2 separate regions of the Homo sapiens genome follow, and region 2 is linked to region 1. The links are chromatin contacts, found by Hi-C or POLR2A ChIA-PET in ENCODE. All regions are on one chromosome and are shown on one strand. The core of a region is the stretch at or near the end of the contact, and the rest is flanking DNA. Distances in the headings are between cores, read along the strand shown. Region 1 holds the start of BCAT2 (branched chain amino acid transaminase 2). Region 2 holds the start of DHDH (dihydrodiol dehydrogenase).

Region 1 (5,037 bases), core at 697-3,196:
TCCTTCTGCCCCACTTAGCCCTTGCACCCCAGACCCACAAGTTGCCTCGACCCTGAAGGACTGCAGCTCCCCCCGCCCCCCAACCCCAGGCCTTGCAGCAAGCAGGTGCCTGATGTTGCTAGCCCTGTCGCTGTCGCCAGGGGCTCCTGGGAAGGGTAGAGCGGTTTGGCTTCACCAGCGCGCTAACTAAAGGCCCGCAGGGGAGAGTAAATTAAGCGCTAATTAGGAGGTAATGGAGGGGGAGACGCAGAAGGCCCTCTTACTCTTGGCCCTCAGGGAAAAGGAGTTTTCCTCTCACTGCCTGTAGAATAGGAAGGTGGCTGGCAAGAAAAGTCCAAAGGGAAGAGAAAGTAGGGGGTTGAGACATCTGGATCAGAGGGAGGAGGGGCTGAAACTCCTGGGTTTTGGTCCGCAGGGCACTGGGGGACGCAGACTCCCCAGCTGGACCCAGGGGGGGGGCAGGGCCCGGGTGCGCTGGCGTCCCCCAGGTGAGGGGTGGAGCTGCAGGGCTGCTGCGGATTGGCTGTGGCCGGGGGGGCGTGTGCACCAACCGCTGATTGGCCGCGGCGGGGGCGGGAGCTGTCAGTGGGCCCCGACCCTACAGCCCGGGGCTGGCGGGTGGGGCAGGAGGACTGGGGCGGAGCGCAGAAAAACAGGGCGACGCCCTGTGAGGGAAGGGTCCCGCGGTTTGGCTGTTTGGGCCTGTGGCTGTTAGGGGTGGCAGGATAGTGACCCGGGGACAGGACTTGGGGGCACTGTGGGGGTAGAATTTGGAGACAGAGTGTCCCAGGGTAGGATTGCCGAGACACGATGGCCGAGGGATACGATTTTTTTTTTTTTTTTTTAATTTGAGACGGAGTCTCACTCTGTCGCCCAGGCTGGAGTGCTGTGGTGCAATGTCGGCTCACTGCAACCTCCGCCTCCCGGGTTCAAGCGATTCTCCTGCCTCAGCCTCCCGAATAGCTGGGATTACAGGCCCCCGGCACCACGCTCGACTAATTTTTGTATTTTTATGTATTTATTTTTATTTATTTATTTATTTTGAGACGGAGTCTCACCCTGTCACCCAGGCTGGAAATGCAGTGGCGCGATCTCGGCTCACCGCAACGTCCGCCTCCAGGGTTCAAATGATTCTCCTGCCTCAGCCTCCCTAGTAGCTGGGATTACAGGCGCACACCACCACACCCGGCTAATTTTTGTATCTTTAGTAGAGACGGGGTTTCACCATGTTGGTCAGGCGGGTCTTGAACTCCTGACCTTGTGATCCGCCCACCTCGGCCTCCCAAAGTGCTGGGATTACAGGCGTAAGCCACCGTGCCTGGCCTTAATTTTTGTATTTTTAGTAGAGACGGGGTTTCCCCATGTCGGCCAGGCTGGTCTTGAACTCCTGGCCTCAGGTGATCCACCCGCCTTGGCCCCCAAAGTGCTGGGATTACAGGTGTGAGCCACCAAGCCAGGACTTTTTTTTTTTTTTTTTTTTGAGACGGAGTCTCACTCTGTCGCCCAGGCTGGAGTGCAGTGGCATCATCTCGGCTCACTGCAACCTCTGCCTCCCCGATTCAAGCAATTCTCCTGCCTCAGCTTTCCGAGTAGCTAAGATTACAGGCGCCCGCCACCACGCCCGGCTAATTTTTTGTATTTTTAGTAGAGACGGGGTTTCATCATGTTGGACCAGGCTGGTCTCTAACTCCTGACCTCAGGTAATCCGCCCGCTTCGGCCTCCCAAAGTGCTAAGATTACAGACCTGAGCCACTTCGCCTGGCAGGGACCGTATTTCAAGTCCTGCCCTCCCACCAGCGCCTGCGCCCCGCAGCAGTGTCCGGCTCCCTGCCGACGCCCTGGAGCTGGGACGGCCTGGGGCGCTGGTCGGCCGCCTTCCCCCAGAAGGAGGCGTGAGCGGGGCGTGGCCGGAACGTCTCTCTTCGGAGCCGCGCCCCGGGCGGGCACAGTTACGCGCCGCACGGATCATGGCCGCAGCCGCTCTGGGGCAGGTGGGTTCGCAGCCCCGCGCCGGGGTCTGGGAAATAACCGGGGGAGGCGCACTTCCGGGAAGACCACTGGCCTGCAGCCGGTCCGACTCGGCGCCGCTCCTCCCGCCCTGGGGTTCCGCTGCAGGGCGCGGAGGAGGATGGCGCCCTTTGGAAAGGAGCACGAGGCTTTAATGGGGTGAGGGGGAGCAGGTAGACGCGGATGAGGTGGGGCAAGTAATTGGCGGGGAGGTAAAAAAAAAAAAAAAAAGGGAAACATGGTGGAGGACCCTGTAATGAGGGAGGCGTGGGGGTGGGGAGGTTGTGATTTGGGGAGCGGAGCCCTGGGGTGCGGTGGGGCATCAGCCTGTGCGGGAGCTGGAATAAAGGGGCCCAGACCTCCAGGGCCGGGTGCAGGTGAAGGCAGAGTTGGACCTCAAGTCTCAGCTCTGGGAATTGGACTCAAGGTCCTATTTTCTTGGAATGAAAGTTGAAAAAAATAAGAGATGGGGATTGCTGTGCTTCCCAAACTCCTATCTGAAGCTTTGCACCTGGATTGGAAATCGAGGCAGCGTCTCATGGTCAAAGTGACAGATGCTGCAGGCTGGCTGAGACGATCCCTTCTGACTGTGCGATGTCAAACAGCAGCAGCGTTTCCCAGAGTCTATGATTTCAGAGAACAAGGTTTCTCAGTGAGGAAGGAAACAGCCAAAGAAAGGGGTCATTACAAGCCTTCACAGCTGCGGTGTAACCTTGGGAGAACTGTCTGTTAACTTTACACCTGACTTTATTTGAGTCTCTTATCCTAGCTGATGAATGTCAGGGCAGAATTTCACTTTTTTCGGCTCTTAGTGACTGATAGGGATAGTCCTGGGATACCTGGGGTATGTGGGCAATCTGGGCTTTAGTGGTGACACTCCTGGACTGTGGTGGGGCAGTACTGGGCTTTGACAGGTCCACTTGGGACTGATGTGGACCGTCTCATCATGGCACAGTTCTGGTGTCATAGAATGGCCCTGAACTCATGATGGGACATTCCTAGGCTCTGATGAAGATAGAGATATCCTGTAATGGAGATAATTGGGCTGAGTCCTCAGCTGTGATGGGGACAGTCCCGGGGTGTGGAGAGGACAGTGCTGGACCATGGTAGGGACAGTCTGGAAGGTACTGGCCTAGACAGCAACATAGGGATAGTCCTGGGGATTGAAAAAGACAACAATGGGATTTTTTTTTTTTTTTTAATTTCAGACCTGGTGAATAGGAAATAAGCCCTGATATTTGGCAGAGACAATGCTGGTTATAATGGGGAAAAGTGCTGGGCTTTGGATAGGGGACATTCCTGAGCTGTTTGGGACAGTACTTGGCTCTGCTGGGGACCAGTTCTGATAAGTTACAGGCACAATCTGGACTTGTGATGTGGAGCATCTTGGGCCATCATAGAACAGCCCTGGTCTGTGATGGGGGAGAGTCCTGGGCTATAAAGGGGGCAGTTCTAGACGTGATGGGGTCATGTGTGGGCTGTGACAAGGGCAGACTGCGGTATGATGGGGTCTCTCCGGGGCCGTGATATGGGGACAGTCCTGGAGTATGGAGGGCACTGCTGGGCTTTGACAGTGACACTCCTGGTCTTTGATGGTGATACTCCTGGGCTGTATGGGACATAATGGAGGTTCTATCACATTATAGAGACCTGCCCTGTGAACCCCCAAACGTACTTTATTTCTTTGTCTCGTCTTTTCTTTTTGACCGAGTCTTGCTCTGTTGCTCAGGCTGGAGTGCCGTGGCACGATCTCGGCTCACTGTAACCTCCGCCTCATGGGTTCAAGTGACTGTGGTGCCTCAGCCTCCCGAGTAGATGGGCTCAAGCGATCCACCTGCCTCAGATTACAGGCATGAGCCACCATGCTGGTCTTTTTTTTTTTTTTTTTTTTTTTTTTTTTTGAGAGACACTCTATCACTCATGCTGGAGTGTAGCAGTGTGATCGTAGCTCACCACAGCCTTGACCAGTAGGTCAAGGTGATCCTCCCACCTTAGCCTTCTGAGTAACTGGAATTACAGGTGTGTGCCACCATACCTGGCTAATTTTTAAATTGTTTGTAGAGACAGGGTCTTGCTATATTGCCCAGGCTGATCTTGAACTCCTGGCCTCATGCAGTCCTCCCACCTCTGTCTCCTAAAGTGCTGTGATTACAGGCATGAGCTACTGAGCCAGCTGCCTACTTTCTTTCTTTGTTTTTTTTCTTTTTAATTGAGACAGAGAGTCTTGCTCTGTCGCCCAGGCTGGAGTGCAGTGGCACCATCTCGGCTCACTGCAACCTCCGCCTCCTGGGTTTAAGCAATTCTCCTGCCTCAGCTTCCCAAGTTGCTGGGACTACAGGCGCCCGCCACCACACCCAGCTAACTTGTATTTTCTGTAGAGACAGGGTCTCCCTATGTTGCCCAGGCTGGTCTTGAACACCTGGCCTCAAGCTATCCTCCTGCCTCGGCCTCCCACAGTGCTGGGATTACAGGCGCGAGCCACTGCGTGTGGCCTCTTTCTATGATTAGATCTATTTTGGCATCTCTTGTTTCTTGGCGTCAATTTCTGTTTTTGTTTTTTTTTTTTTCTGTTTGTGCGCCCCTTTCTGTGTTTCTTTTTCTCATCCTTCCTCTTCCATCTCTTACTCTCTTTTTTTCATCTTGGCTCTGAGGGCAGCTCTCCTGCCCACAGGCTGGCTGTCGCACTGTGTTTGTGTCTCTCATACTGTGGGTGTCCTATCCCTCTGGGCAGAAGCATGGCTGCAAGGCTGAGCAGTCTAGATGTCGCCACCCAAAGGCAATCTGGGGACCCACGCTCTGATCACCCCGGAATCCCTGGAGCCTCACACCAGCAAGACCACGCTGCAGGCCCATCTCCCAGCAACTCACCTAGCGACAAGTGACCACGCCCATTCACGTCCATCTTCCAGAATCAGTGCCAACTCACCCAGCTCACAGGGCAGGCCAGGCCAGGCCACTCTGTCTCTCTCAACCTCACGCCCCAACGCCTCCCCACAGGGCTGGGGAAAGAGGCCTTGTGAGGTCAAAGGT
Region 2 (4,743 bases), core at 1-2,500, 120 kb before region 1:
GGGTGGAAGGGAGGCAAAGGAGGAGGCTCTGGCCAGGGGAAGGGGAGACGTGGTCCTGGGGGAAGAGATGACGGGGGCTGGACATTTGGGCCCTGGGAAAGAGAGATCTGGGGGAAAGCCGTTATTAAATCCCCCAATATTGAAATTATCTTCATAGTAGCTTACATCAAGGCCTTTCCAAACCTCAAGACACTCAGGTTTGTGTGGGGAAAAGAAAGAGAGATCAGATTGTTACTGTGTCTATGTAGAAAAGGAATCTGTATCATGAATAAGTTCAAGGAAAGGTGCTGTGACCGGATGTGCACGTAGGCTAGATTTATGTTTCACTTTACACAAACATCTCAGTGTAGCAAAGAGTAACAGAGCAGTATCACTGCCAGCATATCTCGCCTCCAGCCACAGGTAGGTTTTCTCCTATCTCAGAATAGAAGGAATGGGAATGGTCCGCTTTACACTGAGACAGTCCATTCCCAGGGAGAGCAGGAGACAGAAGCCTTCCTCTTATCTCAACTGCAGAGAGGCCTCCCTCTTTCACTACTCCTCCTCAGCACAGACCCTTTACTGGTGTCGGGCTAGGGGATGTAAGGTCTTCCTTTCCCACGAGGCCATATCTCAGGCTTTCTCAGTGGGGGGAAACCCTGGACAATACCCAGGCTTTCTTGGGCAGAGGTCCCTGCGGCTTTCCGCAGTGCAATGTGCCCCTGGTTAATAGAGAATGGAGAATGGCGATGACTTTTACCAAGCATACTGCCTGCAAACATATTGTTAACAAGGCACATCCTGCAAAGCCCTAAATCCATTAAACTTTGATTCAATACAGGACATGTTTCTGTGAGCACACGGTTGGGGCTAAAGTTACAGGTTAATAGCATCTCAAAGCAGAAACAATTTTTCTTAGTACAGTTCAAAATGGAGTTTCTTATGTCTTCATTTTCTACGTAGACACAGTAACAATCTGATCTTTCTTTTCCCCACAGGTTTGCAGAACAGAGATGGAGAAGGAGGTAGCAAGGAAACAGACGTTTCACTGCAATGACGACCCACTCACTAGTCCTGAACCCTAAACTCCCTCCTCCTTTAGACTCTGGAGTCCCGCCCCCCGCCTCCTCTTCCCCAGAATCCGGAGGGCGGGCAGACCTGGTGCTCAGAGCGAGGCAGCGTCTGCAGCACGGCTGTGAAGTCGCTGGAGATGAGGCCGACAGACACGATGCCCCAGCGCAGCGCCATGGTTGCGATGCGGAGCCCTCGGCACCTTCGGTCCCTCCAGGCGCGAATTAAGTACCTGACGCCCCGCCCACCCCGGGGGCGGGTCCCCATCCTCCGCCCGTATTGCGCCTACGCCGATTCTCGTTGGCTCCAGTCGGCAGAGCGGTCATTTAGTTCTAGCTTCCCCGCTGGGCGAATGCACCGTTTAGCTCCGCCTTACAGAGGGAACCACACCTTGACGTCGCTTCTACAGATCTCTTACCTATGACTTTAGGCTCGTCGGATACGCGGGGTAAGGACAGCGTGGGGAGGAGAGGTTTGCTTTCTTGCCAACACCAATCCTTGAGAGTTAGATTTAATGTCTTGCCCTCTGGACTTTGTGGCAAAACTTTGCCCTGACTTTTTTGCTCTCAAAGCCACGCATCATTAGGGGTTGTTCACAGAGAGAGAGAGGATTGTAACAGCAAACTTAATAATTATTACTAATATGTATAGAGCACCTGTAGACCAGCTCCTCAGCTCTGCGCTTTACCTTCTTCGTTCCTAATTTCTCCCCGCAGACCTGGGAAGTAGCTTCTATTGTCCCCAGTTCACAAAGGGGGAAACAGACTCCAAGATCCCTGGTCATTTTTTGGAGGTCTCACAGTCAGGAGGTAAAGACCTGTGAATTGGCTGCTTCCAGAAGCTATAGTTTTAGAAACCAGGCTGCTTTGCTTGTTAGGAGCCCCAGAGCCTGGCCGACTGGTTTCAAAACCCTCCTTGCCCCTTCTTGGCTGTATTGCTTTTGGACAAGAGGTCGCCCTCTCTGGTCCTCACTTTTCTATTCTGGAAAGCAGAGATCATGATAACATCTACCTACATAGGGTTGTGAGGAGGATTCATTGAGCTCTATGGTCTATTATGTAAAATATACTGTATTATTATAATTATTATTGATATAGGGTCTCGCTCTGTCGCCCAGGAAGGAGTGCAGTGGCACAATCATAGCTCACTGCAGCCTCAAATTCCTTAGCTCAAGGAATTAGCTCCTGCCTTAGCCACCCTAGTACCTGGGACTACAGTAGCTGGGACCCAAAGTAGCTACTGGCTACTACACCTGGCTAATTATTTTGTTTTATTTATTAATTATTTTAGAGATAGGGTCTCACTCTGTTACCTAGCTGGACTGCAGTGGCGTGATAATAGCTCACAGCAGCCTTGTACTCCTGGGCTCAAGCTATCTTCCCGCCTCAGCCTCCTGAGTAGCTGGGAGTATAGGCATGTGCCCCACTTACCGCTATTTGTTTGTTTGTTTGTTTGAGACGGAGTCTCACTCTATCCCCAGGCTGGAGTGCAGTGGTGTGATCTCAGCTCACTGCAACCTCCGCCTCCCTGGTTCAAGTGATTCTCCTGCCTCAGCCTCCTGAGTAGCTGGGACCACAGGCGCCCTCCACCATGCCCAGCTAATTTTTTTTATTTTTAGTGGAGACAGGGTTTCACCATGTTGGCCAGGATGGTCTCGATCTCCTGACCTTGCGATTTGCCTGCCTTGGCCTCCCAAAGTGCTGGGATTACAAGCATGAGCCACTGCACCCAGCCTGCTAATTTTTGTTGCTGTTGTTGTTTGTTTTTTGTTTTTGAGACGAAGTCTCGCTCTGTCATCCAGGCTGGGGTGATCATGCAGTGGCATAATCTTGGCTCACTGCAACCTCCACCTCCCAGTTTCAAGCAATTCTCCTACCTCAGCCTCCCGAGTAGCTGGGATGACAGGCGCCCACTACCACGCCCGACTAATTTTTGTATTTTTACTAGAGATGGGGTTTCACTGTGTTGGCCAGGCTGGCCTCGAATTCCTGACCTCAGGTGATCCGCCTGCCTTGGCCTCCCAAAGTGCTGAGATTACCTGCATGAGCCACCATGCCCAGCAATTTTTTGTACAGAAAAGGTCTCACTTTGTTGTCCAGGCTGGTCTCCAATTCCTGGGCTCAAGCAATCCTCCTGCCTCAGCCTCCCAAAGTGCTGGGATTATAGGTATGAGACACTGTGTCCAGTCGATTTTTAAACTTTTTATCAAGGCAGGGTCTTGCCAAGTTTCCCAGGCTGGTTGGGACATGATAATTCCTAACTGGCTGGCCAGCTTCACACAGGGCAGGATATTGTCACTTTCTCTTACTTGGTAGACAATAATTAAGACCTGAGTGTCACACATGGATTCACAGACTTCAAGTTTACACAAACTGCTGAATAGAAACACAAATGGGACCAGGCACGGTGGTTCACGCCTGTAATCCCAGTACTGTGGGAGGCCCAAATGGGAGGAATGCTTGAAGCCAGGACTTTGAGACCAGCCTGGGCAACAAAGCAAGACCCCATCTCTACCAAAAAAAAAAAGTGGGGGGAGGGGGCAGGGCATAGTGGCTCATGCCTGTAATCCTAGCACTTTGGGAGGCCGTGGTGGGCGGATCACTTAAGGTCAGGAGTTCGAAACCAGCCTGGCAAACATGGTGAAACCCCCATCTCTACTAAAAATACAAAATAATTAGCCAAGCATGGTGGCGGACGCCTGCAATCCCAGCTTCTTGGGAGGCTGAGGCAGGTAAATTGCTTGAACCTGGGAGGAGGAGGTTGCAGTGAGCCAAGATCGCACCACTGCTCTCCAGCCCGGGTGACAGAGAGAGACTCTGTCTCAAAAAAAAAAAAAAAAAAAAAAAAAGGTTTAGGGGGAGGGAAATCCACATAGGACACAATATCATTACTATGAAGAAAAAGAAAAAATCATTTAATAATAAATATCAAAAAATAATTTTGATACTCCCAGGTATTTGTCCTAGAAAGAAAAAATAACATGTTTGCACACAAACCAGTGCACAGGTGTTAGCAGCTGTACATAGCTCAAGCCCAAATGTCCTTTAAGCTGCCAGTGGATTCAACAAAATACTACTCAGCGGCCAGGCACAGTGGCTCACACCTGTAATCCCAGCACTTTGGGAGGCCAAGATGGGTGGATCACCAGGTCAGGAGATCAAGACCATCCTGGCTAACACGGTGAAACCCCATCTCTACTAAAAATACAAAAAATTAGCCAGGCGTGGTGGCGGGCACCTGTAGTCTGGAGGCTGAGGCAGGAGAGTGGCGTGAGCCTGGGAGGCAGAGGTTACAGTGAGCCGAGATCACACCACTGCACCCCAGCCTGGGCAACAGAGGAAGACCCGGTCTAAAAAAAAAAATATATATATATAATATATATATATATTTTTTTTTTGAGATGAAGGTTTGCTCTGTCACCCAGGCTGGAGTGCAGTGGTTCGATCTCAGCTCACTGCAAGCTCTGCCTCCCGGGTTCACGCCATTCTCCTGCCTCAGCCTCCCAAGTAACTGGGACTACAGGCGCCCACCACCACGCCTGGCTAATTTTTTGTATTTTTAGTAGAGACAGGGTTTCACTGTGTTAGCCAGGATGGTCTTGATCTCCTGACCTCGTGATCCGCCCTCCTCGGCCTCCCAAAGTGCTGGGATTACAGGCGTGAGCCACTGCGCCCGGCCTAAAATTATTACTTT

Evidence for each region. Hi-C counts contacts between places; a loop is a spot of excess contacts on that map. ChIA-PET counts read pairs that join two places held with the same protein, here RNA polymerase II (POLR2A). Pooled maps may share reads with other maps.
Region 2: a loop to region 1 is called in a pooled map, with 4 times the contacts of the local background. The contact joins the promoter of DHDH here to the promoter of BCAT2 in region 1. A Hi-C loop is called at or near these places in 6 of 50 pooled maps. POLR2A ChIA-PET finds 5 or more read pairs at or near these places in 6 of 52 experiments (GM12878, H1, HEK293 and 3 more).

The regions. Positions count from the first base shown.
Region 1 is chr19:48,807,938-48,812,974 of GRCh38, reverse strand. BCAT2 (branched chain amino acid transaminase 2) reads left to right here and starts at 1,946. Exons shown (of 11, transcript NM_001190.4): 1 at 1,946-1,991. The coding sequence starts at 1,968. It overlaps LOC105372432 (a long non-coding RNA gene), which reads right to left. Exons shown (of 3, transcript XR_936017.4): 2 at 4,876-5,006; 3 at 2,138-2,631. RefSeq lists silencers at 371-680, 1,757-1,976, a cis regulatory region at 327-867 and enhancers at 1,729-2,023, 2,297-2,366.
Region 2 is chr19:48,930,206-48,934,948 of GRCh38, reverse strand. DHDH (dihydrodiol dehydrogenase) reads right to left here and starts at 1,250. Exons shown (of 7, transcript NM_014475.4): 1 at 1,138-1,250. The coding sequence starts at 1,227. RefSeq lists an enhancer at 1,176-1,677.